Linked DNA regions of Mus musculus: all the other regions are linked to region 2. The links are chromatin loops, found by intact Hi-C in ENCODE. Cell type or tissue: left cerebral cortex. All regions are shown on one strand. Region 1 overlaps Tnrc6c (trinucleotide repeat containing 6C). Region 2 holds the start of Tk1 (thymidine kinase 1). Region 3 overlaps Tnrc6c (trinucleotide repeat containing 6C). Region 4 has its middle 22 kb from the start of Gm39478. Region 5 overlaps Tnrc6c (trinucleotide repeat containing 6C). Region 6 has its middle 4.5 kb from the start of Snhg20. Region 7 has its middle 28 kb from the start of Gm39478.

Evidence for each region. Hi-C counts contacts between places; a loop is a spot of excess contacts. Peaks named below come from ENCODE experiments on the same cell type or tissue, not always from the same donor. Only the 100,000 strongest peaks of a DNase experiment are listed, where the experiment ranks them.
Region 1: it touches region 2 in a loop (9-fold over the local background); 28 of 42 quality-filtered maps call a loop at or near these places.
Region 3: a loop joins it to region 2, with 9 times the contacts of the local background. A loop is called at or near these places in 29 of 42 quality-filtered maps.
Region 4: a loop joins it to region 2, with 3 times the contacts of the local background. A loop is called at or near these places in 7 of 42 quality-filtered maps.
Region 5: it touches region 2 in a loop (2.3-fold over the local background); 3 of 42 quality-filtered maps call a loop at or near these places.
Region 6: a loop joins it to region 2, with 5 times the contacts of the local background. A loop is called at or near these places in 2 of 42 quality-filtered maps.
Region 7: a loop joins it to region 2, with 4 times the contacts of the local background. A loop is called at or near these places in 7 of 42 quality-filtered maps.

The regions. Positions count from the first base shown.
Region 1 is chr11:117,707,983-117,711,982 of GRCm38, reverse strand. All of the region lies in intron 3 of Tnrc6c (trinucleotide repeat containing 6C), which reads right to left. Among named protein-coding and RNA genes, the nearest start is that of Tnrc6c, 56 kb to the right of the region's middle. In left cerebral cortex, a CTCF peak has its summit at 2,436 (motif pointing left); a DNase peak (open chromatin) is centred at 2,439.
Region 2 is chr11:117,823,040-117,827,039 of GRCm38, reverse strand. It overlaps Tk1 (thymidine kinase 1), which reads left to right and starts at 1,026. Exons shown (of 7, transcript NM_009387.2): 1 at 1,026-1,326; 2 at 1,408-1,439; 3 at 2,259-2,369. The coding sequence starts at 1,261. Afmid (arylformamidase) reads right to left here and starts at 1,121. Exons shown (of 11, transcript NM_027827.3): 1 at 1,034-1,121. The coding sequence starts at 1,090. In left cerebral cortex, a CTCF peak has its summit at 2,179; DNase peaks (open chromatin) are centred at 1,159, 2,219, 2,835, 3,950 and 1 more place; H3K4me3 peaks cover 426 bases.
Region 3 is chr11:117,714,273-117,718,272 of GRCm38, reverse strand. It overlaps Tnrc6c (trinucleotide repeat containing 6C), which reads right to left. Exons shown (of 22, transcript NM_198022.2): 4 at 3,821-4,000. Among named protein-coding and RNA genes, the nearest start is that of Tnrc6c, 62 kb to the right of the region's middle. In left cerebral cortex, CTCF peaks have their summits at 1,567 and 1,767 (motif pointing left); no DNase peak of the experiment used is centred here.
Region 4 is chr11:117,242,381-117,246,380 of GRCm38, reverse strand. It overlaps a transcript of Septin9 not described here. Among named protein-coding and RNA genes, the nearest start is that of Gm39478, 22 kb to the left of the region's middle. In left cerebral cortex, a CTCF peak has its summit at 1,878 (motif pointing left); no DNase peak of the experiment used is centred here.
Region 5 is chr11:117,750,323-117,754,322 of GRCm38, reverse strand. Tnrc6c (trinucleotide repeat containing 6C) reads right to left here. Exons shown (of 22, transcript NM_198022.2): 16 at 1,179-1,346. Among named protein-coding and RNA genes, the nearest start is that of Tmc6, 28 kb to the left of the region's middle. In left cerebral cortex, a CTCF peak has its summit at 2,007 (motif pointing left); DNase peaks (open chromatin) are centred at 1,146 and 2,487; H3K27ac peaks cover 1,548 bases.
Region 6 is chr11:117,070,276-117,074,275 of GRCm38, reverse strand. No RefSeq gene overlaps it. Among named protein-coding and RNA genes, the nearest start is that of Snhg20, 4.5 kb to the left of the region's middle. In left cerebral cortex, CTCF peaks have their summits at 672 (motif pointing left) and 1,977 (motif pointing left); a DNase peak (open chromatin) is centred at 1,941.
Region 7 is chr11:117,235,895-117,239,894 of GRCm38, reverse strand. It overlaps a transcript of Septin9 not described here. Among named protein-coding and RNA genes, the nearest start is that of Gm39478, 28 kb to the left of the region's middle. In left cerebral cortex, a CTCF peak has its summit at 1,554 (motif pointing left); DNase peaks (open chromatin) are centred at 104, 1,546 and 3,597; H3K27ac peaks cover 451 bases.

The DNA.
Region 1 (4,000 bases), 120 kb after region 2:
CGTGTGGCTGTGGAATGTACACCCTCCTGTCCTATGTACTATCAACTAACTAACTAACTAACTAACTAGACAAAAGGACAAGTTCAGGGCTATTTGTTGTTGTTGTTGCTAAGCCTGGTATAGAAAAAGTAATTCCTATTAAGTAAGCTGATGCTGTGAGTCCGCTGCTTTCCTTGCCATCTAAGTCCCCAAAGTCTAAGACATATGAATACAGAATATTCAGTTCCTTGTCCCATGTTGCTTGTCTGGCATATTAGGCGTGTGTGATATCCCTGAAACCTCCCTTTTTCCTCGATAACTGCTCCAGGAGAGAGTAAAGACTGGCAGAAACTCAGAAAATTGCTTCTCACAATTTTAAAGGATGGGAGGGAGAAAACAAATGGCAGAGACCAGTTATGGGCTCCTAACTCTGTAACAGTCACCATCCAGTCCTTTACAGGAGAAGTTTGCTGTTTACTGGCACAGAACAGAAACTATTTGTATTCTTAGACTACTGGACACACAAGTCCCCTAGGAAAAGACAGCAGCCCTGTATCCTCAGGTCTTCTGCACATACTCCCTCAAAGAATGCAGATGATTTTGAACAAATATGAATCCCATCCCCAACCACGTTCTTTGCTGTGAAGATCTTGTTCATCGTCACAGAATGAAAAGGGGAGGTGATATTTTTAACAGAGGAAGGCACGTGCTCAGAGAGCATCAGCCCCTCCTCTCCATCCCAGCAGAGAGCTCCAAGTACAAGAGAGCCACACTCAGCAGGATGGTCAGGAGCAGCTGCCTACCCCTTACTCTCTGGGTCCTTCACACCAACGGGCTCCAAATTTTTGTTCTCAGTCATGCTCTGGGCTATTCAAGAGTGGCACCCATATAGCCTTGTCTTGGAAACAAATAAACCCCAGTGCTGCCCAGTGCTGCCCTGAGTCCAGGCTTTATCTTCAGTTGTCAGCTGGGAAGGGCCACTTGGAAGTCATTTCCCTTCCAAATGAAGATATCCAAGAGTGGAGCAATAAGTCCCTGGGGATGAGCCAAGTGTTTCTTTCTGTAGACAGCAATGAAGCACAACCCATGATTTCTTACCCAACTGAATCAACAACTGGGAAAATAAAAATTGTAACCATGTGAGGCTACGGAGATGTGCTGTGAGTCTAAGACAGAGAGAGTCCCCTTGTGACCAGCCATCTCAGCCACTGGACAGTACAGGCAGCATGATAAGGAGTTCAAAGTAATCTCAGCTACACAGCAAGTTTAAGGCTAGCCCAAACTACACGAGACCACGTCTCAAACAAAACAAAACATGGAGCTCAGGCTGGCTTTACACACCTGGGCTCAAGTGATCCTCTGCTTCAACCACCTGTATAGCTATAGGCACATGTCATCATTGTGAGCTAAATGCAATTTCTTCTCTCCTCCCTCTCCCTCTCCCTCTGCCTCTCTCCCCCCCCCCTCTCTCCCCCCCCCCTTGTCTTCTCTCCCTCCTGAGGATCACATCCAGGGTCTCCTCACACGCGCTAAACCTACACACTCTATCACTGAGGTACGCACTCAGCCCTTTGCATTGCATGATGTTTCTGCTGGACAGGACTTTTCCAGGAAATGGAAGTGTGCTCTCCAACAAGAAAAGTTTGAACAAGTTTCTCAGAAATATATTACATTTAAGAATTTATTTTCTTGGGCTGGAGAGATGGCTCAGTGGTTAAGAGTACTGACTGCTATTCCAAAGGTCCTGAGTTCAAATCCTAGCAACCACATAGTGGCTCACAACCATCTGTCATGAGATCTGATGCCCTCTTCTGGAGTGTCTGAAGACAGCTACAGTGTACTCACATATAATAAATAAATAAATCTTAAAAAAAATAAGATTTTGTTTTCTTGGGGCTAGATAGATAGGTAGCTCAGGGGTTAAGAGCACTGGCTATTCTTCCAGAGGACCAGGGTTCAGTTCTCAGCTACCCAAATGGAGAAACATAACTTATTATATATCACAGTAACAGAGATTGGGAAGCCTGGAGAGTAGCATGAACACGCTCAGTTTTTGGTCTACATGTTTCTTTTCACAGCCTGCTTCCAGCTGCCAGAACTGCGAACACTTTGAGCTGGTCCTTTAGGACTCCGAGAAAGGAGATGGCTGGACAAGCAAGCAGTGAGGTAGCCAGCCAACAACCCTGAGCAGGGGGAGCTGCGAGATATAGTGTGCTGAGAAAACTTCTGATTAAGCCAGTATTTTTTGGTTTTCTGTTTTCAGATCTAAATTTCTGATTCTATTCCTGTCCAAAGACATAGGGTATCAAGACCACTCTGCCATCCTCTTCTTCAGACAAATGCATCTAGGGCCACATTTCAAAGGAACAGTTAACCTTTTTAAAAAGCTTTCAGCAAGCTAAAAGTCTTAGTTTCACTGCCTAATAGGCATTTCATGTTTTTCTTAAGTGAGGGCGACACCTGCTGGCAAAAGATAGATACATTATTTAAGAAAGAGACAATCCCTGAAAACTCTATTCTAACAAGTCATTTTCTGTTTTCTGTTTTCTGTTAAGGACTTCAGCAGCATGGTCCCATCTGGCCCAGCTCGCCAAGTCCTCCATAGACCAGGCTCCAGAAGATCAGATGTCAGCTGGTAAATATTTCTGACCTTTCGGTCTCAGCATCTCTAAAGAGCCACGGAACAAGAACTGTGCCTCAGGTCCTGGGCCATTCAGCCAGCCAGCCACAGCCGTGACCGTGCTCTCCTTATGCTCCCGGCCTTCTCCAGGCCGTGCTATTGGACCCCTGTGTGTTGAATCTGACTTTCAGCCTTGCTTCCGGTTTCCTGGCATTGCTGGCATCAGAGACAGGATGCCACCTGCTGCCTACCCGTGCCTTCCCATGCTCTGCTGCTAAAGAGTTCTCAGTGTAGTGTGCATGGTCAGACTGCCATCACTGCTTAAGATACAAACCACCTCTCTGGTGCCTTTCTTTGCCTCATGGTCTTCTGAAGAAGAAGGTGCCCTTCGTTCAACAACTGCACAATTGATTTATCTAGGTGTTGGCTGTAGGGAGATGGCAGCAAGGGGCCATCTGTGTGATCTAGTGGGCCTGAGAACTGACGTTTGCAAGGATACTCTGCACCACATGCAGCGCGCCAGCTACTCCGAAAGGTATTCAAATTAAATTAAGTGCTACTTTCAATATTGTGCCCTAGATAACATTAATGTTAACTGTACAGTTATATTTATAGTGGCTACTAACAATAAGAATAATAAGGTTGAAAGCTGTGTTGTATCAAGCTGAGTGAGCCATACAGCATTAATGACCACAGGTCTTTTGAACTCATCCATGTCGATTTCTACCACAGCAACACACTGGGCAGACGACCGAGGATGCACAAAGCTTGCCAGTGCTCCCCTCATCCTGTTCCAAGTCTGTTACCCTCAAGTGCGTACACTCTGGGACATACAGGGCTTCCTCCACCTCAGAAAGAGCCTTGAGTAGACTTGGATCTCAGGTGTTCTAGGATACAAATGTGCTGAATACAACTTCCACAGGGCTGCATGCAATATTTTTAATAAATTAGTAAATTGTGAAAAAGAGCTAAAATTTTGGTCTACTTCCCAGCAAATGTAGAATGTTCAAACTGCCAGAAGAGAGAGCCCATGTCAAATCACTGAACCAGTGAGAGAAGCTGGGGAGAAGGAAGGGGGCCACTCCCTGTAGCCCTGACCACACACTCTCCTCTGCCACTCGTCAGGTGCTACACTAATCTTCTGTTTTGTTCTGGAAAATGTCCTACCACCCACCCTTAAGCCCAGCAAAGCTTGTTCTCTCTGTGGGGGTCTAACTTCTCTCCTGTCTCTTATCCAGGCTTATGAAATTCTAGTCACCTTTCAGATCTCAGTCCAGCACTACCCTCAGATCCCTTCCGTAACTTCTTCCCTCATCCAACCAAGTCACTCTTTGCCCAGCAGTCACTGCAGTTATTAAAGATGTGTGGAGTGGATAGTTGTGATCTACATCCATCCTCCAT
Region 2 (4,000 bases):
CTGGATGCTAGGGGCCTGGCTAGGCATCATCTTTTTTTTTTTTGTCGTCTTTTTGTTTTCTCATCTCTTGTAACTGTGTAGCTGCCTCGAGGATCAAGTGCTGAGATTACTGACATGTGCCAAAAGTCTTTTTATTTCCTCTTTAAATGTGTGTGCCTGCAGTCCCTTCTGGAGCTGGACGCTGTGAGCTGTCTTGATGTGGGTGTTGGAAATCCTCAACTCTGCGCCTCCGGAGGAGCTGTGGATGCTCAACAGCCGAGCCATTTCTCTAGCCCTCTGCCTTCATTTTTACTATTAGGATTTATGATTGATTGTATTTTAAAGTTTATTTTTTGTGTAGTCCTGGCTGACCTGGAACTCACTCTGTAGACCCGGCTGGCCTTGAACTTAAGTCACCTGCCTGCCTCTGCCTGGAATTGAATGCTTGAGCCACCCCCGAGGACACATGTTCCTAACTTTCAACAGATTCTAAGTGATGTCTGTCTGTGACCAAAACAAAGAAGCCTGTTTAATACAAGCTAACCAGTCAAGAAATCCTAGTGGAATGGTAATTAACTACAGCAAGCGCCAAAATGTGTTGTCCTGCTTTGTGTATGCCTTTGGTAACCCTTGCCGCAACCAATGGCAGACAGAGTAACCAAACAAATTCCTGAGTGAGAAGGTTTCTGGGCATGCTCGGTGTGAGCCATAGGAGTTTTAGCATGGGAATTCTGAAGCCGCTCAATACAGTCTGTCCCTGAAGGTGCCTGCCTTACTTTGCGACTCACAGCAAGGACCCCCAGCCTTGGCACCTTCCAGACTGTAGTTACAGAAACACAGAATCACACTGCACAACCTCAGAGTAAGGTCCAAACCCTAAGCCCCTTAGTTCCTGCTGGAACTTGAGTTTTCGCTGTCTTTAAAACCAGGCTAACAAGCTAAACCTGCTCTATGACGAGAAAAATGAAGAAATCTGGCGCTCAACGCTTGGAAATTTGGCTTGTGGGCATCCTAAAATTCCAGTCCCGGCTCTGGGCGGCTGCACCACACCTACCTCCGAAGACAAGTTCCTCCAGGGATTCTGGCCCGCAGAAAGGGAAGGAAACGCCATGGCCAGATCCGGAGGGGATGGTCGAGCTCCAGGCTTTTCACGTAGCTGAGAGGTGGGACGAGTCTTGTCTTCGTCCCGCCCCCTTTTGAGTTCGCGGGCAAATGCGAGCAGTAAGTCGAAATTTTTCCACCCACGGACTCTCGGTGCTAACTAAGGTTTGCACAGCAGCCATGAGCTACATCAATCTGCCCACCGTGCTGCCCAGCTCCCCCAGCAAGACTCGGGGGCAGATTCAGGTGCGGGGTCTGGAGTGGGGTCGGGTGGTGGCTGGTGCGGGGTGTACAAGGGGGAGACCCCTTAAATGACTTCTCTTCTAGGTGATTCTCGGGCCCATGTTCTCAGGGAAAAGGTAATGAATGGGCCTTCGGGGCGGTGGGCCTCCCTCTCTCTCTGCAGCCTCTCTCTCTGCAGGCCCTGGCTCTCCTCTCCCCCCTCCCCCATCTTCCCAGGAGCCTCTGACTAGGCGGCAAACGCGCTCGACCTCTGTGTGTACATTCCCGCCCAAAATTCGATTTCCTGGATTGCTGCCATCCTCCTGCCCAAGCCTTTTCTCTTGGGGAACCCTATCTTTGCTGAGGCGGACCACATGGGGGTACAATTGAAGACCCCAGCCCACATTACCCAGGAGCCCACCGAACTCTCATGTGTCCCCTGGGAGTTAGGCACCTTCTCTGACAGTTTCCTCATTCATTCCCCATGCGAGCTCTCCTAAAGCCTTGGAGCCCAATTAACTCTGAGGTGAGGGTCTAAACTCTGGGAGTCCCACCCAGAATAACAAACACACACTACTTGGGTTTTCTTTGCTTTATCTTGGGGTTAGTTTTTGTTTTTTTTTTTTTAACTCAGCGTCTTTATTTGTGGCCCAACTCAGAGATCCGCTTGCCTCTGCTGGGGTGCATCACCATACCAGGCACCTCATTATTTCTGAATGGTCTGGTGTCACCTCAATTTGTCCCTTGCCCCGAGGGTGAGGGCCAAACTCATGATCTGGGATCCAGAAGCAAGCTCTCTGGTGATTCTGTCAAAGACTTTGAAGTTCATTCATGAAAATTGAATTTTGTTCAGAACAGCATGGGGTGAACGGCTGCAGTTCCGGCTGCCCGACGCTAGGTGGTAGTGGCAGCCCGCCTTTTGCTCGGGCCTCATGTGCTCTGGTTAATTCTTGCAGCACAGAGCTGATGAGAAGAGTCCGGCGCTTCCAGATCGCCCAGTACAAGTGCCTGGTCATCAAGTATGCCAAAGACACGCGCTATAGCAACAGCTTCTCCACACATGATCGGTCAGTCCTACCCCTGAGCCTGCCCTTCGGAAACCCCTAAGCCTCGGGGCACACTGCTGCTAGCCTCTAGTGGATATGAATAAGTGCTCAAAACTTACTTAGAATAACCTGTCCCCAAGTGTCCATTGTACCCACGGAGGCTGGGAGAACCTGGGTCCCACTTGGGTAGAGGCTGCAGCCCTCTTGACTCCAGAGATATTTCCCCCCCTCTTTAGTTGGCTCTCTGCCATTAGGTAGCCGTCATCATTCTGAATTGTCTATCTATCAGCCCTTCCACTGGACATTTCCCTCTGAGCCCAAGGGTAGGTAGGAGTTCAAGAAAGTAATTTGTGCCTCTCGGGGTTGCTGGAGCTGGGCCAAGGGTGAGCAGCCTGGGGTAGAGCAGGTTTCTGAAGCGGAGCAGGAAGTGGAGCCGAGAACTACCAGGACTTGGGAGTTGGCCTGGGGATTCAAGCCAGGCTTCCTGCCAGACTCTGTACTGAGGTCTTTACAACTGTCTTTGTAACCACGGTGCCAGCGCTCAGGACGGGATGTGCATCCAGGAGGACCGAAATCAGAGGAGGCAACAGTGCCTAGAGTGGTGGCCACAGCTGGCTTGTTGCCTGTCCTCTCTCTGGTCCCCTCTACCAGGGGAGGGAAGAGAGAATTTAAGATGCCCGAGTGTTGTGTTGTGTTCTTTAGTTGGTTTCTTTTATTTTTTTCTGAGACAGGGTTTCTCTGTGTCGCCCTGGCTGTCCTGGAACTCACTTTGTAGACCATGCTGGCCTTGAACTCAGAAATCCTCCTGCCTCTGCCTCCCAAGTGCTAGGATTAAAGGCGTGCACCACCATGCCCAGCTTTGGTTGGTTTCTTAGGGAGGTGTGTGTTTGCACACAGGTAACCATACACCCGCGTTCAGAGGACAGCCTCGGGTTATAAGATCTGTGTTCCACACTCATTGGCCATATCTTTTTTTTGTTTTGTTTTGTTTTGAGACAGGAACTCTCTACAGACCTCTGGTTGCCCTGGAATTCACTCTGTAGACCAGGTTGACCTTGAACTCACAGAGATCCAACTGTGCCTGCCAAACGCTGGGATCAATGACATGTCCCACCACACCTGGCTCAGTATGCTCTCAAAGCAAGCCCTTTACACATTCAGACATCTCCATCCTGTTTTTGATTTGTTTAGGGTTTTTGCATGTAGATCTGCACGCTACTTGCTTGTCTGGTACCCTGGGAGGTCAGAAAAGAGCATCCGATTCCCTGGAACAGGAATTATAGATAATTGTCAGCTGCCATGTGGTTCCTGGGGGTAGAACCTAGGTCCTCTGCAAGAATGACAAATGATCTCTCAACCCATTTACTGAGGCAGGTCTCAGGTAGCATAGGTGGGTTATAACTTGTAACCCTCCCTCCTCTTCCTCCTGGAATTACAGGCTAGCAATCCCACACCCAGCCCACAACTCCTTCAGATCTATGTAAATACAAGGATTCCGGATGTGGTTGGCCACACCCAGCTTCCCAGATTTTAAGATGGTGAGGTAGTAAGTAGGCCAGGAGGTGCTTTCCTTGGGAAGAATGCCACTATATGCTGCTTGTCTGTGGTTTGGGAAACGGCTTTCTGAGTTAGTTTCTGAAAGTGAGGCAGAA
Region 3 (4,000 bases), 110 kb after region 2:
CTTGGTCAGGTAGGAAAGTTAGGACTCTGTTGAATGCTTTTATTGGCACTCACACAAACAGCAAAGGAGTTTGTTCTTCACCACCACAGGTCTTTTAACTGAATGACAAACCACAAACTGGAGAAAGCAGTCCCTGGTGGTTTTGACCATGTGTGTCCCTTAATATTTACTGTGAGCACAGATTCCTTGCCTCTGGTTTTTGGGTCAAAGAGCATAGCTGTCGTTAGCTCTTGAGACCCTCCCTCTCTACCACATGTAAAATTGACTTCATATAAAAATCCAAGGGAGACATAATCAGCCACCAAACCCGGACACTATTGGATACGCCAGAAAGATTTTGCTGAAGGGACCCTGTTATAGCGGTCTCGTATGAGGCTATGCCAGTGCCTGGCAAATAAATACAGAAGTGGATGCTCACAGTCAGCTATAGGATGGAACACAGGGCCCCCAAGGGAGAAGCTAGAGAAAGCACCCAAGGAGCTGAAGGGGTCTGCAACCCTATAGGTGGAACAACAATATGAACTAACCAGTACTAGTCGGCCATCATTGGGAAGAGAGGCCCCTTGGTATTGCAAACTTTATATGCCCCAGTACAGGGGAATGCCAGGGCCAAGAAACAGGAGTGGGTGGGTAGGGGAACAGGGCGGAGGGAGGGTATAGGGAACTTTTGGGATAGCATTTGAAATGTATATAAAGAAAATAGCTAATAAAAAATAAATTAATTTTAAAAAATTCAAGGGAGAAAGTACTTTGTGTTCTAAATTCCTCCAACGGAGGGGCAGAATCTCTCCCATCTCATCTGTCCGCTGCTACAGCCCAGACAACCAGCAATGTGGAACACAGAAAAATTTGCTGTAAACGATAATGTCTCTAAAAGAATAATCTGCCGTCGTGTTTCCGTACAAGAGACGACATGTCAAGGTTGAGAGTATGAGGAGACAATGAGGGGTAGTGTAGGGAAGGTGTGCCTGCCTGGAGTGTCTGGCAGCATGGTAGGTAGGCAGCACCATGGTCATGGCTTTGCTCAGTGCAGCACTGCAGCTCAGAGCTGCCTGTCACTCTGGCTGGGAGAAGCAGCTGCTCCAGGCTCAGGGTCTGTTTCTCTCCTGCTTTAGGGAGAGGAAATAGCTGCAGCCCTGTGGAAAAGATGGCCCTTGGCAACCAGGCTCTGACTGTAACAGGTCCTTTAAGCTTTCATGATCTAACCATAGCTGATACTAAATTCTCTCAATTCTCAAAAACAGTTTACTTCAGGACCCAGTGACAATTCAAACCAGAGCCACCTCTCCCCATCCCTTCTATTTTTTTGAAAGCTAGCCAAAATAATAATGGCATATTTCCTATTGGCTGAATGCAAAAAATCTGGTATTTCCCCTTTGTTTTACATTCCTCCTTGCCTTCCTCTACACAACCCCTCAACACCTGCAGACCAGCAACGTAATATTCTATGCAAGGTCTATATGTAAACTGGCATAAGTCCACCTTCTTAATTATTTTCCTGCTTCAATCCAAAAAGGGTGTAAGAAGCACATACTAGTCGGAGCTTCTGTTTATAGATGTACAAAGTAGACACAAATACAATACATTTAGGCAGAAGAAAAAACTGTTTAAAAATTTTTAAAAAAAATTTGGGCTGGTGAGATGGCTCAGTGGTTAAGAGCACTGACTGCTCTTCTGAAGGTCCTGAGTTCAAATCCCAGCAACCACATGGTGGCTCACAACCATCTGTAATGAAATCTGATGCCCTCTTCTGGAGTGTCTGAAGACAGCTACAGTGTACTTACATATAATAAATAAATAAATCTTAAAAAAAAAAAAAAAAAAAGAAACAAATTCTAGCTGGGTGGTGCTGCTGCACACCTTTAATCCCAGCATTTGGGAGGCAGGGGTAGGTGGATCTCTGAGTTTGAGTTCAGCCTGGTCTGTAGAGTGAGTTCCAGGACAGCCAGGGCTACACAAAGATACCCTGATAAAAAGAAAGAAAAGAAAGGAGGGAAGGAGAGAAAATAGAAAATAAGAAGTCAAGAGCTTCAAGCTGGCGTTTCCCTGAACCCTTGCGAAGCCACGGTCTGTAGAGAAGACAACGTGACAGAGAAGGCTTCTTCAGAAATGAGCACACTGTGTGAGCTCCTCTGTGTATGCACAGATATATCCATGTCATCAGGGCAGGGTAGGTTTTCCTCCACTTGGTTAAACAAGCTCTTCTCCCATTAACTTCCTGTTGGGATCTTCTGTGAGAAAGCCCAGGTCTCACTCACCAGCAGCACACCTGTACAATGAACATCTAGACTGTGGCTGCAAAGACCATTCCACCTCTCACCACACCTTCGAAGGAGCAGAGGCCCGCACAGAACCCACCCTGTCCAGGTAAAGGCTTGTAGCCCATGTCTTCCGTTTAGTAAGCCTACCTTTTCTATACCCATGGCTCTGGCTTAGGCTGCCAGGAGGTCTCCCCTCAGTTGCTTCCTGGGCATTTTAGGCTTCTGTCACTTGTCATTGGGCACACTTATTTGAGAGCCCAGTTTCCATGAGGTAAATTACCCACACAGTTATATATAAATTGCAGGCATAGAATTAACTATTGTAAGTTTGATGCTTGAAAATAGACCTTTGAATTGGTAGATCATTATCAAAGTCTGTTTCTGCTTTAAACTGACTACGTTTCATTGCCATCTCATGTTATTAAACATTACAAATATCCAGGGATGATAATAATAATTATTACTTTTGAGACTGGTTCTATTATTAAGCCCTGACTGGAACTTGTTATATAGAAGCAGGCTGGTCTTGAACTCACAGAGATACACCTGTCTCTAACTCTAACACAGTGCTGGAATTAAAAGCATGCACTGGCATTCCTGCCTAGAACTTACTTTTAATACACAAGTATCGGGTCATCCTACAACATGGACTATGTTGACATCAAAAAGGAAAGGGACTGCATTCTGAAGAGCAGACCTCTCCTTTCAGATGAAGATGCAGGGCTAGAGGTGGCAGAAGCAGTAGAGACTTCCACCCCACCTAGTCAGTCACACACAGCAAGCTTGGACATTCCCCAAGCTCTCACCTCAGCTGAGAGGTGAGACTCTGAGATACCCAGCAGACAGACACATTACAGATCCAAAAGGAGTGATAGGGGACAGACACAGGAATCTCCAAATACAGGCAGTGGAGGGCAGCCCTTCACACGGACCTCTAGGGAAAACTAAGTACTGTCACCTCTGAGGCCACACAGATAACACGTGTTGACCAGACATAGCTGTGGTAGAAAGAAAATTGAATTTGCACATTAGGACTATGTCGGTGTCTGAGGGGGCTGCTGGGTCAGCGAGGTGATAGTAACACTCAGCAGGCAACACTGCCAGACACTGGAGGGAGAAGAGAAGGTAAAATGAAGCTGTCTGGGAGCTGAGAGCAACTTCTCATTTATACTCATTATATAGACTGATTGAATTTTCAGACTTTTTTTTTTTATCCATAAGAGTTATACTCTATACAACTCGTGTGTGCGTGTTCGTGTTCTATGGTGACCATGCAAGTATCTAGATAAGCTTCCTGCCCAGTCTGTGTTTATGTGTGAATCTATATATCTATAGATTTTTCAAGACAAGGTCCCACTATGGTGCAAAGGCTAGCCTCAAACTCTAGGTAAGACACAAAAATTCCTCTCATTTCAGTCTGAGTAGTGGGTAATAGAGGCACATGGAAAGAAAGCCTCAGGATTGATGGGACAGCGTAATGGCCACGCACCTGCCTAGCAATTACAAGGTCCCGGTCCTATCCCTAACACCAAACAAGTCCCAATCTTCATGGTCCTTACCTTGTTGGAGCTTGCTGGGATGTTGCTGTGCCCCAGCTCCAGGGAGGGGAGGAGGGCTGGCCCCTGCAGGTCCAGCAGCCTGTGCTGAGTTCAAACTGGTCAGACCCCCTGTGGGCAATGGCTGGCCTCTCTTTAACAGCTGCTTCTGTTCTTGCTGGCGAAAGCGTGGAGGCACCTCCC
Region 4 (4,000 bases), 580 kb after region 2:
CAGTAAGTGCAGGGGCTGGAGGTGTTGGGTCAGTACCAGAGGTGACACACACAGGCTGGGTCCACTGCAGAAGAGTCCAGCACATGTTTGTTCTCTGTCAGAAAGCCCCCAGCCTGAGCCTCCCTGCTTGTGTCTGAGAAGTACAAGATGATGGAGAAGGCTAGGTCAGTGCCTTTAGGATCCCCTCTGTGGTGATTTGAACAGAATGGCCCCAAATGGTACACATTTGAATGTTCAGTCCCCCATGGTGAACTGCAAAGGATTAGGAGTGTGGCCTTGTTGGAAGAGGTGTGTCGCTGCAGGTGGGTTATGAGGTTGGCTTCCTCTCTGCCTCCTGCTTAGTGGGTAAGGTGTAAGATCTCAGATACGGCTCCAACACGTGGTCCCTGCATGATGGCCATGGTCCCACCCTCTGAAATTGTAAGCAAGGCCCCAATAAACAATAAACTATAAGTTGCCTTGGTCAGGGTGTCTCTTAACAGCAACAGAAAAGTAAGTGAGACAGAAGGGCCAGTGCCTTTGGGATCCCCCTCCCTCCAGGTCTGGGAGCAGATCCCAGGACCCTGGGCACACAGGGAAGAGCAGCAATGCTCTGGGCCAGTCCTGGGCGGCTGAAACCTGCCCTAAAGAAGGTGCCACTCCAGACCTGTTGAGAGAAGGGAGGTTGGGCCACACCACGCAGCAGCTACACAACACCCCAGGTCTGAAGGCTAAGCCCCAAATCTGCGGCTGCTGGCACGGCAAGTCGCCTCTCCTGGTCCAGCCAATGACTATGACACCAGGGCCACTCAGAAGAGGAACTAAACTGTTGTGGATTGATGAGGCAGGTTGAGCCTATGAGCTGCCTACCAGCTCACAGCAGGGAGGAGGTCGCTGTGACCCAAGCAGGAGCAGAGCATTGCCTCCACTGGAAGGGCCAGCTCCTGGACAAGTCCAGCCAAGGGCAGATCTGGACCTGGCAGCATCTGGCCAGGTCCAGTAGCCAAAGAGAGACAGGGTGGCCTCAAGCAGGTGGGAACCCAAAGGGCCTCTCCATGAGCAGGCTGGGCGTGGGCGAGGCACCTCTCCTCTAAGGTCCAGTGCCTTCCTTTGAGGATGCTGTAACCCTGGGGCTGGGCTCCGACACCTCCAGTGGTTCTCACAGTGGGATCTTCACAGTTGCCTCTCACCACCTGCAGTGTCTGTTTGCATCTTTAACAGCTCCCTGCCTCTTTGGACTGGGCTTCTTTAACCCTTTATAGCTATTCTTTATATAGGCATGCATATACAGAATTGTGTGGTTTGAGCATAGGTAGTGATTAAAATTCAAATAATAATAATTACAGAGAAAGACTGGAGATGGCTCAGCAGGCAAAGTGCTTGCCAAGCAAGCATGAGACCCAGTACACCCAGTGGTGCCATGTGGTAGTCCCACCTGTAATCCAACCATGCAGGAGGCAGAGACAAGGAATCCCAGCACCAACAGTGAGCTCTGTGTTCAGCCCCAGACACTGTCTCAGTGCAGTCGAGAGAAGATAACATCAACATCAGGCCTCCACATGTGTGTGTGTATGCATTTACTCCCGCACCCACACCTACAAACACACATGTGTGCACACTCCTGTACCCACATCTACAAACACACATGCATGGCTAATTCTAAGCAGGCTGGGTAAAGGCTTACCTTTATACTGAATCCCTATTAGAACCCATTAAACAGCCACTAAGTAACAACATCAAGAGGTGTACTTAAGCAAGTAGGAGGGCTGGAGAGATGGCTCAGCAGGTAAGAGCACTGACTGCTTTTCCAGAGGTCCTGAGTTCAATTCCCAGCAAACACATGGTGGCTCACAAGTATCTGTAACAGGATCTGATGCCCTCTTCTGGTGTGTCTGAAGATAGCTACAGTGTATTTATATAAATAAAGTAAATAAAGTTTAAAGTAGGAATATGTATTTGTATAGAGTTTGATCCTTAGAACCCAGGTAAAACATGGTGTCATGGTGTTATAAGTCTGTCACCCTTGCCTAGCAGCAAGCACCTTTACCTGCTGAGCCATCTTTTTTTTTTTTTTTTTTTTTTTTTTTTGGTTCTTCGAGACAGGGTTTCTCTGTATAGTCCTGGCTGTCCTGGAACTCACTTTGTAGACCAGGCTGGCCTCGAACTCGGAAATCCGCCTGCCTCTGCCTCCCGAGTGCTGGGATTAAAGGTGTTCACCATCACGCCCGGCACCTGTTGAGCCATTTTATCTGCCCCTTTTGTGTGTGGAAGATATCAGGTGTCCTCCTCAGTGGCTCTCCACTGAGTCTGGAGTTCACTTGATGAGACTGGTCAGAAAGCCAAGGGAATCCTCCTGCCTCTGGCCCTGCCTCTGACTCCTCAGCTAAGAGATTAAAGTCTGGGCCACCTCATCTGGCTGTAAATTAATGAATTAAGGTTTTCAAGACAGGGTGTCTTAGGGTTTCATTGCTGTGAAGAGACACCATGAACAAGGCCACTCTTACAAAAGAAAACATTTCATCGGGGCTGGTTTACAGTTTCAGAGGTTTAGTCCATTATCATCATGGCGGGAAGCATGACAATGTGCAGGCCGACATGGCGCTGGAGGAGCAGAGAGTTGAGCAGGCAGCAAGGAGAAGCTGCGCTCCACACTGAGCAGAGCTTAATCCTAAGAGATCTTAAAGCCCACCCCCACAGTGACACACTTCTTTCATCAAGGCCACACCTACTCTAACAAGGCCACATCCCTTAACTGTGTCAGTCTCCATGGGCTAAGTGTACAAATACATGCGTCTGTGGGGGCCACACCTATTCAAACCACCACACAGGGCTTCTCTGGCTGTTCCAGAACCCACTATGTACACCAGGCTGGCCTCGAACTCAGAGATCCACCCGCCTCTGCCTCTTGATTGCTGGGATTAAAGGTGTGAGGCGTCATCGCCCGGCACAGTTAAATATCATAGACAGAATGCTATTCTGGCTTCTTCTTAACCTTCTTTAATGTTGTCTTTGGTTATCCTTTTTTTTCCCCCTTGAGACAGGCTAGCTTCAAACTCTCAATCTTCCTACCTCAGTTCCCGAGAGGGATTCCATACACCTGGCTCGATAAATTTTATCTTGAAAAGTAGCCCAGGCTGGCTCAGAACTCAGATCCACCTGTCTCTGCTTCTGAGTGCTGGGAGTAAAGGTGTCTACCAGCAGGCTCAGTTCTACCTACGGCACTTCGCAGGGTACCGCCTCACCGCCGACCCTGACCACCCCTGTTTGGACTTTCCTCCTCCAGCTCGGCAATCTAGTTGAGAATTGTCGCTCCATATCGTCTTAGAGAAACAAAGAATGACCTTATTTTTTCTCTTTTTCCATTTCCTTGATTTCTGCCTTTATCATCATTACTTCCTTCCTCCTACTGACTTGGTGGCTTAGTCAGGGCCTGGCCAGGAAACAGATATGATATCAGCGATCTTAACTGCAACTTATATAAAGGCCGTGGTGTGTGTGTGTGTGTGCGTGTTGCCCATTTGTTTTATTTTTGAGACCTAAATTTTTTATATTTATTCATTTTTGTTTCACACATGAGCACTTTGCCTCCATTAATATCTATACAGCATGTACGTGCATACTCAGTGCCTGTGAGGTCAGAAGTGGGCATCGGATCTCCTGGAACTGGATTTACCAATAATTGTGAGTCACCACATGTGTGCTAGGAACTGAGCCCAGGTCACCTTCAAGGGAAACCAGTGCACTTGACCACTGAGCCATCTCTCCAGCCCGAGACATGGTCTTCTATGAAGCCCAGGAAGACCTTGAACTTCCTGTGTATCCTACACTGGTCTCAAACTCTTGTTAATCTTTATGCCTCAGACTCCTGAGTGCTGGGGTCATAAGTGTGAGCTACCACAACTGTTGTGAAAATTCTCACCGATCAGCAAGTGTTACTAAACACCGACAGGGTTTATTGATCCCGGAGGATGACTAAAGCTGTCACTGTCACACATGGTGGTCTCCATGACACAGCACAAGG
Region 5 (4,000 bases), 73 kb after region 2:
TACCCCTAGCCACATTGTAAATCTTATTTAAGAAAAAAATATTTTTTGAGACAGGTCTCATGTAACACAGGTTAGCCTCCAACTTGTAAGTAGCCAAGGACGACCTTGAACTCCTAGTCTTCCTGCCTGTACCTCATAACTGCTGGGGATTAGAGATCATTCCCCAATCACCTGAAGCTGGGAATCTTTATGCACTGGTAAGCTGCCCACCATTAAGTTTTTCTGGGGACACAGTATGTGTCTTCCTGGTTAGTGGTTGTGTTTGCTGGTACCTCCATGTCCCCTTTGCTGCAGTGGTGCCCTTACTATGCAAAACAAAGTGGGCACTGATTTATACAGAGAAAATCAACAATGCAAAGGGACCAGATGTCATATGGAGAATTTCTTGCTAAATTATTCATGAGGGGAATTTTCCTTTTAGATTACTTTGTATGAAAAGAAAACTATATACTTTATTACATTTCATTGATTCCTTTCTGGTTCTGGATACAGAACTCAGGACCTCACACATGTGAACCTAGTGCCCTACCACTGAACGGAGGCCGCTAAGGCCAGGTTAGTGGCCTGTCTTTGAGCCATATTCTAGCCCACTGCAGGCCAATATGATCATTAGCATGTTTGTTTCTTTCTCCTTCCTATCTGATACTTTCTGTGACTTACATTTTTTAAAGGTGATTCTTTTTAGTACTTTTTTTTGACATTAAGAAAAATTTTTAAAAATTCCCAATTATATATTTGTGTATGGCATGTGGGTGGGCATGTACTACATGTGAGTGTAGGCACCCATAGAGGCCATGGATCTTCGGTCAGAAGCAGGTGTAAACCACCCAGTATGGCTGTTAGAACTCAACTCAGGTCTTCTGCAAGAGTAGTACCTGCTCTTACCTGCTGAGCCATCTCTCTAGGGTTTAGTTGGCTCTTTTTGTTGGCAGAAAAAAGGAATTAACTAAAGAACACTGGGCTCTTTGGTATTCTGGGGCATTTTTAATGATTATGAGTTTGGAGCTAAGATCTGATGGTTAGCTCGAAGGTGCTGTGCAATGGCAGACTCCTTTTCTGTTTTGGGAATTGCACTCATAGAAATGCACAGAAAGAAAAGTGATATTTTAGGCTAGCTACCCCGTCAATAAGTGAAGTGCTGCCTTCTGTGGGTGGGCATTTGGCACGAGCATACGTACCATGCTTGCTAGGATTCTGGTCCAGGGGAGAAGCAGCACTAGACAAGTTACCCATGGAGTTGGGATGTGTCCACTGAGGCAGGCGTGACTGGGACTGCGACGGGTCCTTCACAGACAAGCCACTGCTCATGTCTATGCTGTTGACATTCATGTTCGGGTTCAATCCAGCTAAAAGCACAGACACCGTTAGCATCTGCTCTTCCATCAAAGCCTCTGCTCTGAAAGACCTCTTGGAGACTTAGCGTCCAGCCTCAGGCACAGGCACACACTTCCATGGTAAACCCATCAGCTACACCTAGAGCTTTCTGGAGACAAGGCCTCACTATGTAGCCTCAGTTAACCTAAAACTCAAGGAGTTCTGCCTGCCTCTGAATCCTGAGTGTTGAAGTTACAGCAATGTACCACGCTGCTAGACTTTGGCTTTGCTTTATATTTTGAGACAAGGTCTCAGTATGTCAACCCTACCTGTCCTGGAATTCACTATGTAGTTCAGTAAATTTGGTGTGGGATGCTGGCTAAGACTACAAACTGCTCAGGACATTCAAATTGCTAAGTTCATATGAGAAAGACAGTTATATTTTACACAACTTTGAACTCAAATATACTTATTCCTAAGATCACAAAATACAAGCAAGCTGGACATTGTGGAAAGTTTGGGAGGAATAGCTTCATTATTGCAAATCGTTTTACTGTGTTAAGAGTTAAAATCTCTGGGCTGGAGAGATGGCTCTGTGGTTAAGAGCCCGGACTGCTCCTCTAGAGATCCTGAGTTCAATTCCCAGCAACCACATGGTGGCTCACAACCATCTGTAATGAGATCTGACTCCCTCTTCTGGTGTATCTGAAGACAGCTACAGTGTACTCACATATATAAAATAAATAAATCTTAAAAAAAAAAAAGTTAAAACCTCTCCTTTATATTTAGACAAAGAGGGGAAATGTTGCAGGATATTTTATCATCCTGTGGATCCCAAGATTGTGTTATTAAATGGAACAACCTGTTATTAGCTATAGTGTGGCTCAGCCTCAGCACACACCTTTAATCTAAGAGCTTTCTGCTTGAATTCTGCAAGCAGGATTCAATAAAATCAGCCAGCATCTGACTCCTGAGAATTCGCCCACTGGTAACACTAAGTAACTGAGATTTTGTTCACAAACACCACCACCCTCCGACAGTGAGTCCCATTCCATAATCAAAGTTATGGCAGAGGGAGCCCTACCACTCAAGTAGAGTCAAACATTTTAGTTCTAAATTTTAGAGCAGGAGCTGAACACTCCAATATTCATGGGGGTATATGAGTGAGCAATGCAGACAAGGGCAAATGAAACAGGTTCTGCCCTGCCAAAACCAGGCACTACTGGGCTGAGTAAGCACTGCCACGTGGGAAGCAGGCTCTCTGTACCCAGCTGCTGTTGTTTCTCCTTTCTGTTTTGTTTTTGAGACGTCTCTCCATGTGCCTGTCCCAGAACACGTTGCATAGATTGGGCTGGAACTCATCACCCTGGAACCCACAGAGTTCTGCCTGCCTCTCCCTCCGAGTACGGGGATTACAGATGTGTGCCATGGCACTGGGCACGCAGCCTGCTAATGCTCAACATTTCAGGTGTTTACACACAGTCCCACACCTGCGAGCACAACGGCTGTGTAAATCTGCCCAGGGGTTGTCCCCTCAATAGCCTCTGCTTTCCAACCTCTATTTCCTCATACAGATTCAACAGACAAGGCAGTGAAAACGGCTGGATGGACAACTCTGAGCACAACAGGGCTTCTCTCTGCTGTACCCTGTAAACTGGACTCTAAATTTTAATCTTATATATTTTTTACTTTTTTGTTTTGAGAGAGGGTCTTGGTACATGATCTGGTTGGTTTGGTATTTGCTATACAGCCCAGGCGAATCTTTTTATTTTTCGAGACAGGGTTTCTCTGTGTAGCCCTGGCTGTCCTGGAACTCACTCTGTAGATCAGGCTGGCCTCGAACTCAGAAATCCACCTGCCTCTGCCTCCCAAGTGCTGGGATTAAAGGGGTGTGCCACCACCGCCTGGCAACAGCCCAGGCTAATCTTGTACTGGCAGCAATCCTCCTGCATCTGCTCCTTAATGCTGAGATTACAGGTTTATCTTTTTAGCCTATCATGGTGGGGACAGCAAGCCTTTCATTCTGGAGAGCTTTTGTCTGTCTGCTTCCTTTTCAACAAGGTACCTGTGGCTGCCCAGAACTCACTCTGTAGACCAGGCTGGTCCTGAACTCACAGAGACCCACCCACCTCTGCCTCCCAGGTGCTGCGATTAAAGGCAAGCGCCACCACTACCTGGCTTCATGTAATTTTTAAAAGAACTCGGTGTGATGAATATTTCTATAAATACAGCAGAACTGAGGCAAAGAGCAACCACGCAAACTGTGTAAGTTAGCAGTGGGGAGAAGCTGGTCTCGAGGAGGTCTAAGTCCTAAGTTAGGTCTTGCCAAGGAACAACTTGTCCTTCTATCAGTCAAGGGACAATAACGGACAAGACAATAGTGAAGGGAGGGTCCAGATGGCCTTTGCCCTCCTGGAGGTGTGTATTTGATGCTACTTATTCATGTCCACAGATTCTGCCAGCTATCAGCACACAGTCCTGGAATGCTTTCTCCTAGTTCCTGGTGACATTTCTCCTTAGCTGGTACCATAAAGTTTCCAGCATCAAGCTTGTTCTGACAGAATAGGTTCTGTGTGCTGGGCAGTTACCACACACCTATACTATAGGACTGCAGGCCAGCCACAGATCTTACGGAGGGTCTGTATTACCAGTCTGAGTACCACTGGCCAGATGAGACAAATGCCTC
Region 6 (4,000 bases), 750 kb after region 2:
CCTATCCTGTCTCTCCTATAACCCCAGGGCGACAGGGTGTGGCCTCGGGGGTCCCTGGTCAGGGACAGCCCCTTCTCCACCCATCAGAGGCTTAGATCTCCACCGGGAGCCATGTGGAAAGTGCCTGGCAGTCTCCCTGAGTCCACCTGCCCAGAGCACAGGCACTCTGGCCGGACATGGCATATTTTCCCTTCCCATTCTCCCTGGGCCTCCCCGCCCCCCCTTTTTTTTGTCCCCACATGAAAGTGGTTTCCTTAGGTTTGTAAAGTAATAAAACAAAGAAGGACTTAAAACAAGGCATTTTAGGGCTGGCGAGATGGCTCAGTGGTTAAGAGCACCAACTGCTCTTCCGAAGGTCCCGAGTTCAAATCCCAGCAACCACATGGTGGCTTACAACCTTCCGTAACAAAATCTGATGCCCTCTTCTGGAGTATCTGAGGACAGCTACAGTGAACTTACATATAATAAATAAATAAATCTTTAAAAAAAAAAAAACAAAAAAAAACCAAGGCATTTTGTAAAAATCTATCAGTGGAGGGCTGGAGCATCGGCTCAGCATTAAGAGCACCGGCTGTTCTTCCAGAAGACCTGGGTTCAATTCCTGGCTCCAAATAGCAGCGGAGCAACATCTGCAAGTCCAGTCATGTGGGAGTACAGCGCCACCGTCTGGTCTCTCTGGGCACACGCCCGCAAAAGCATTCCTAGACATAAAAAATTAAAAAAAGAAAAATTTAAATACACTGATGGAGACAAGAAAGGCGGTTACAAGATGGTGGAGTCTCTCCTATAGGACTCGGGTGCATTTTTAGCTTTTAGATTGGCAGAAACTAAGTTAATAGATTCTAAAAGCTTTTTTCCCCTCTCACTCACAAAAACGTTAGTACGGACACAGAGATGGACCAGGGATGGCTACTTAAGAGGCACAGATGAGCCCATGATAAGGTAATTAGGGTCTTGGCCGGCAGGCAGTGTTGTGACTACTCTGTTGTTCCATACCACAGCAATTCCCATCAGCCTCTGCCGGAACATTTCCAGGAATCCTCATTTATAGTCTCATGTAGCCCAGGCTAGCCCGGAACTCTATATGTAGTTGAGGATAACTTTGGTTCCTGACCCTCCTGCCTCTGCCTCTCCAGTGCTTGGATTTCAGGTGTATTGCACGTTTGGCTGTCTTTTACTCTCGGTGGGAGTCTCTTCATCTGACAGTCTTGAAGTCACCCAGAGGCTTTGTGGGAGAAAGCCCTGGAGGTTTCCAGGCCCCCTCCCACCCCGCTTCTCTGTCCACACTTAGTGATTTAGTTTTGCTTGCTCCACATTCCTCAACTTCCGTTGTCTGGTTTTCATGCTGGAACAGCCCAGCTTGGTTTTACTCTATTTTATCAGCTTACATGATAATTTAAAATGTTTTAGGCTAGCAGGCAGTGGTGGCACACACCTTTAATCTCAGCACTTGGGAGGCAGAGGCAGGCAGATCTCTGTGAGTTTGAGGCCAGTTTGGGCTACAGAGTGAGTTTTATAACAGACAGGGCTACACTGAGAGACCCTGTGCTGGAAACTGAAAGAAAATAAAAAAACAATTAGAACAAGTCCAACAATAAAAACAGTGGCTTGCAGCAACCGTGGCATTAGGCTCTTTGTGACTGGAGTGAAACTCCGGTCATCCTGGAAAGAAAGCCTTCTGTGTCCCTTGGGCTAATAACACACCAGTGAGCTATCCTGAGGACATAGTTTTCCCTCACTGTGTTGACCAGACTGGCTGAAAACTCCTGGGCTGGAAAGAATCTCCTGCCTGAACCTCCCAAGTAGCTGGGGCTACAAGTTCCCTGTGGTGGCCACATGGGTCGGCTGAACTGTTTCTGCCACGTGGAGACAGAGAGGACCGGGTCCCAAGATGAGCAGAACCAGGCAGCCAGAAGCTGCGGAACAAGAGATGCATTCCATAGCCCCGAGCGCCCCCTGGTGGCGTCTCTGAGTAGTGCAACCCGCCGCATCGTGCTGTCGGTGAGGTCAGAAGCGGACCAGACCCCAGTCCTGGTCTGTGACTCACTAGACCATTAGGGAAATAAGCAAACAAACAAAAAACACAAAAAAACAGCCCACCACATCTCCCTGAAATGTGTTAAATAGTCAACGAGACTGTGTGAGAAAGATTAGTTGGTGGACTTTCCCAGCTTAGAAAGACGCAGAAAGCCGGGCATGGTGGCGCACACCTTTAGTCCCAGCACTCGGGAGGCAGAGGCAAGCAGATTTCTGAGTTCGAGGCCAGCCTGCTCTACAAAGTGAGTTCCAGGACAGCCAGGGCTATACAGAGAGACCTGTTTGCCTCGAAAAACAAAAACAAACAAACAAACAAAAAAGAAAAGAAAAGAAAAGAAAAGAAAAAAGAAAAGAGAGACGCAGAAACATTTCAAAAGCACAGGCTTCATTCAGTTCCTGGTACCCAATGGCAGCCCAGCATCATCTGTAAGTCCAGTCCCAGGGGATCCTGAGCCCTGTTCTGTTCTCTCTGTGCACATGGCATGAACATGGCACATAGACATACACACACACAAAAGCATTCATATACATAAAAAATTTTACAATGGAAAAAAAACTTTAAATACATTAGTGGAGACACAAGAGAGCCAGTTGCAACATGGGGGAGTCTCTCCTATAGGACTCAGGTGCTGTCTGATGACATTCTTAGCTTTTAGATTGGTGGAAGCTAGTGAATAGATTCTAAAATATGCTGACGGAGTCGATGGAAATTCCCAAGAAAAGAGATTTAACGTCCAGGGCCAAAGTTCTTAAGGGGAGCTTACATGTGAGCCATGTGTTAGGGTTCTCTAGAGCTCCAGACTGATAGAATGGATCCGTATATATAAAAAGGGCAGTTGACTATAGTGACTTACAGGCTGTGGACAGCTTGGCCAGCAATGCTGTGTCCTGAGGCAAAGGCCAAGGGTCTAACAGCTGTTCAGTCCAAGAGGCTGGAAGTCTCAGCTCGTCGCCAGTATACTTTGGAATCTTAAAGACCCAGGCTCTAACGCCAGGGAAGGGATGCCTCAGCGATAGGGTAGATGAATGTGCCAAAATGAGCAAGAGCAAGCAGGCAAAATGTGAAGGCATCCATGCCATTTTATGTAGGTTGCCATCAGCAGGCATGTCCAGTGGCTTGGATTTTAGATGTGGTGAAATTGGACAGGAAAGAGGTGTCCCATCTAGGTGAGCCCAGAAGCAGTGATCGGGCTGTAGAGTTTACACTGGCGTTTGAGGGATTTCCGCTGGCTGTGTGTCTTGTGCACAAGGCTCTTTTCTAAGCACTGCAGAAATGGGTTTCTATTTCCAGAAGGGGTGAGGTTGCAGGTGTCAGTGTCTCTGCTGCAGATGCAGAGTGCGTGGAGGGGTCTGCAGAGGGCTCTGCAGCTGTCTGCAGTAGGGCGGGTAGCTTTGGGGTGTTTCTGTAGAATGTCAGTGCCGTGTGATGAGGAATGTCTGTGCTTGTGCTGGGGACCTCACAGAGGGCATGACCCAGGGCCTCATACACTCAGCCACTGTCCTTGAATCCTCACCGCCTGTGTAGGAGTTTGTTGTACCTTGTGACTGTGGCTCCTTAAACTTGGTTTTTATTCAATTATTTTTTTTAGGCACTGGGCTGGAACCTGGAGCCTTTTGTATTTGAAGCAAGCATCCCCCCCCCCACCCCCTCCGCATCCTCCACACACATACCTGCCACATTCCCAAGATGGAGGTTCTTTGTATAGACCTGGCTGGCCTGGAGCTCACTCTGTACACCAGGCTGGCTCCTGGACCTTTTACTCATGTGTAAAAATTTTAAAGTAGGCAGATGAGATGGCTCAGCAGGTAAAGGTGCTTGCTGCCAAGACTACTGACTGACTTTCGATCCCCAGGGACCCTCAAGCTGTGTTGTGAGTGCATAAACATTCTCTCTTTAAGTAAGTAACACATCTCCATCTTACTTTTTGAGATGGGGTCTCTCACGATTCACCTGGACTGGCCA
Region 7 (4,000 bases), 590 kb after region 2:
CATGAAAATGTGCTGGGCCACATTAGTCATCAGACAGATGCAAAATTAAAGCCAGAGTGAAATAGCACCCACACCCCCACCGCCAGAATGACTAACATTTAAGACTGACAGCAGCAGATGCCAGTGTGAACGCACACCACTGCACACTGCCGCTGGGACTGAAGCCGGATGGCTGCTGTGGGTGAAGATGTAGAAGTTTCTCCCGGAACTAAATAGACACCAAGGGTCTAGGTGCTCCCATGAGACAGATGAAGCAGCTCTCATGAAAGACCAGGATAAGATGTTCATCACGGAGGCCCAACCAGAGGAAACAGGAAAATGTCAAAGCCACAGAAGGGTCGGGCGGAGAGTAGGACCCAGCATGGAACACGCCATGGGGACCCACAGTACTGAGCGACTCTGCCAACATTCGAACTGGATAAAGGAACCCAGGGTGGGAAGTTCCCTGGAGGATACAAAGGCAGCAGCTGTATAGGAAGGGACAGGGGACTGTCCAGGTGATGTCAGTGTTCCATGTTGTGGCTGCAGTTGGAACACACGGTGCATTTACCTGTAAAAAATCACAGGATGGCATGCACAGCATCCAGGAGACACAGAAATGTGGAGAGAGAACCACAGTGGCTAACGATCCATGAGCAGAGGGAGGAGAGGTCATGAGTACTGGTACCTGCAACTTATTAAAACTGCCTCAGTCACCCGGCATGGTGGCACTTGTCTTTGACATCACCCTTTGGGAGATGGAGGTAGAAGGATTAGAAGTTCAAGGCCAACTTTAGCTACAGGAGATTGAGGGTTGCCTGGGCTACATGAGACTCCGTCTCAAAGACAAATTAATTAGTCAACCAAATATGTCTGAGGAGAGCCTGATTGCTGGTGGACAGATGCACACCTAACAAGGAACACTCACGGTAGGGTCCAGCAGGTGGGTGTGTGGGCAGGGTTTCACCGTCTGTCTTCTTGTTTGAAATGTTTTCAGAAAGTTAGAAAATTGGGGCCTGAGCTAGTAAAGAAGTTCTATTGCCTACTGAATGGGCACCTGGGTTCAATCCCAGTGCCATGTAAAAGCTAGGTATGGCTGAACATGCATGTGTATACAGCCACACACACACACACACACACACACACACACACACTCACACACACAAGTCATTTTTGAAAACCAAGGTAATAAACAATACCGGAAGACAACGTTGACCTCCACGCCCGCTCACTGACCACACACACACACACACACACACACACACACACACACACACACACAAGTGGGCTGGAAAAACTTGAGAGATTGAAACACTTCAAACAAAACCTAGGAAAATACAGTACAGAAAGAGTCAGGGGGCACCAGCCTCCTCCCCCGGGTGCCATAGGCTGGGATTGGAATTCAGTGGCTCCTTCTTATTATTTCCTGAGGGTCTCCTCTTGCCGCTTCCCTCCCCTTCAGCCTAATCAAGTTGTACTGGCAGCTCTGCAGCAGCATGCAGCCCTTCTGCAGAGCCAAGGAAAGCAATACCCAAGTACATGGGCTTTTAAGAGCTTGCACCGCCCCCTGCTGGACAAAAAGATCCCTGCAGCTGCCTCTCTATTTCCTGCAAGTAGAGAGTTAGCCCTTGCTGGGCCACCAACACCCTGCAAATAGACAGTGTTGATCAATAGGCTTTGCCTGTCTATAGAACACACCCACCACGTCCACAGTGACTATCCAGGTCCTTGAGGATGGTCCTTGCCCACCAACACAGGTCACAAACGCAGACCAAGGCTACCCTCTCCAGGCAGGACACCAATCCCCAACCCTTTCTCGCCACCTTGGGCTGGGACACCAGGCAGAACCCTGAATCTGTAAGGTATACCTTCTTCTTCTTCTTCTTCTTCTTCTTCTTCTTCTTCTTCTTCTTCTTCTTCTTCTTCTTCTTCTTCTTCTTCTTCTTCTTTTTGTTTGCATGAATGTCTGTGCATGGTGTGTGTCTGTCTGGTACCCTCAGAAGCCAGGAGGAATCATTAGAGTTACAGATGGTTGTGAGCTGCCATGTGGGTGCTGGGGATGAAAACTGGGTCCCCTGCAAGAGCCTTAACTGCTGAGCCATCTCTCAGGTCCTGGAGTACTCTCTTCATTATTGATAGCTATGTCCTGTGACATACACCACACATGTCAACACACACGTGGCTGGGAGCCCTGAACTGGAGAGACCGTCGCCTAGGACACCGGCTGGCCTTATCCAAGTCCAGACTGAGGGCTTCCCAGGATGAGCATGGGGCAAACAGAACAGAGTCAGAGGCCATTTCTTTCCCACCCATTTCCACAGCACCCCTCTCCACTCACACCCTCCTTGGCTCTAACGTCAGAGCCTTTGTTTTTGAGGTCCTCTCTGCCCATGGCTTTTGAACTGTTGGTTTTCTCTGGCTGTTCAAGCCCCCAAGTCAGTCCACCCCTCAGTTGTAGGAGCTTCTAATAACTCCCCATAAACACACACCACCGCAGCCTGGGGAGCTCGGTCAGCAATGTCTTGCAAACAGGATGACCCGAGTTCAAAATCTCAGAACCCTGGTAAAGAGCCTGGTATGGTGACGTGTGCAGTTTCAGCCCAGGTGGGTCCTCAGAGCTCGATGGCCACCTGGCCTACACAACAAGCTCCAGGCTGTTAAGCGACTCTGTCTCAAAACATGTGGTGGGTGGTGCCTGAAGAACAATAGCCAAGGCTGTCCACTGGCTTCTACATGTGCGCACACACACACATACAGACACCACATCTCCTGCTCAAACCCATGTGACAGGCAATGCTGAAGGAATCAAGTGGCCAGGTGGTGTGCTATTCTCCACTCTTCATTGTAAGCTTCAAACCCAGGCGGGTGCTGTGAGGGTAACAACTGTCCACGGAGCAGGAGAAAGTACCGACAGGATAGATCAAATAAGGATCTAATAACCAGCATATATAAAGAGCTCCCTCAACTCAATAACAAAGCAACTTGACTCAAAAATGGGCAGAGCCTGGTGTGAAGGCACACACCTGTAATCCCAGCACTTGATAGGCGGAGGCAGGACCATCAGGGGTTCAAGGCCACCTCAACTATTACTAGTCTTATAACCAGCCCAACACCAGCTACACAGGGAGAATGGTGTCCCCCACAAACGCCTACCACCCCAGACTCTTACTCTGGTACTCTCACACCCCATATCCCCATACCCCTACCACCCCATACGTCTATCCCCCCCCAACACAGAGAGCAGTGTCTGGGAGAAAAGGCTCTTGGGCAAGCTATATGGCTCAACTGGTAAAGGTGCTTGTCACTAAGCCTGATGACGTGAATTCTGTTTCTGCACCCAAATGATGGAAACAGAGAACAGATTTCTTCAAGTTGTCCTCTGACCTCCACACGTGTCAGGGCAAATGTACACAAACACAGATAGACTCTTTTTTTTTTTTTTCTTGAAAGGAAAAAAAAAAAAGGAAAGGCTTTTTGTGGATAGAATGTGGTGGCTTAAGTTGTGATCATCCCAGCTGCCCAGAGGCCTTAAATATCCTCATTTTTAGAAAGGCAGAGGGAGATCTGAGAGAAGCCGGTCACGAGACAGCAGAGGCAGAAGCCAAGAAAGCCGACGCTGCTGGAGCCACCAGGAGCTGGGAAAGCATTGGGCCAAGAGCTGCTTGGAGCTTCAGAAGGAGCTAGCCCTGCCCAGCTCGTTCTGCTTCTGATTTCTGACCTGCAGAGCTAAGCAAAGTCACAGCAATCCATCAGTCACAGCTGGAGCCCGCCAGAGGCTCTGCGGCCAGCCCAGAGGTGGGAGATGAGAGGACTGAATGGGGCAGTGAGCCTCCAGAGAGCCCCGGTTGTCTGCCTGCCCCGTGGCAGAGAAGACCTGGGACCCTGGTGTCTCACTACACAAACCAGACCCCAGCCAGGAGCATACATCCAATGCCAGGGCAGTTGGACCCTTGCAGAGAGCCATGTGTGGATTCCTTACTGGGCAGTGTCTCCCATGATCCCTGTCTGTGACTGCCCCATT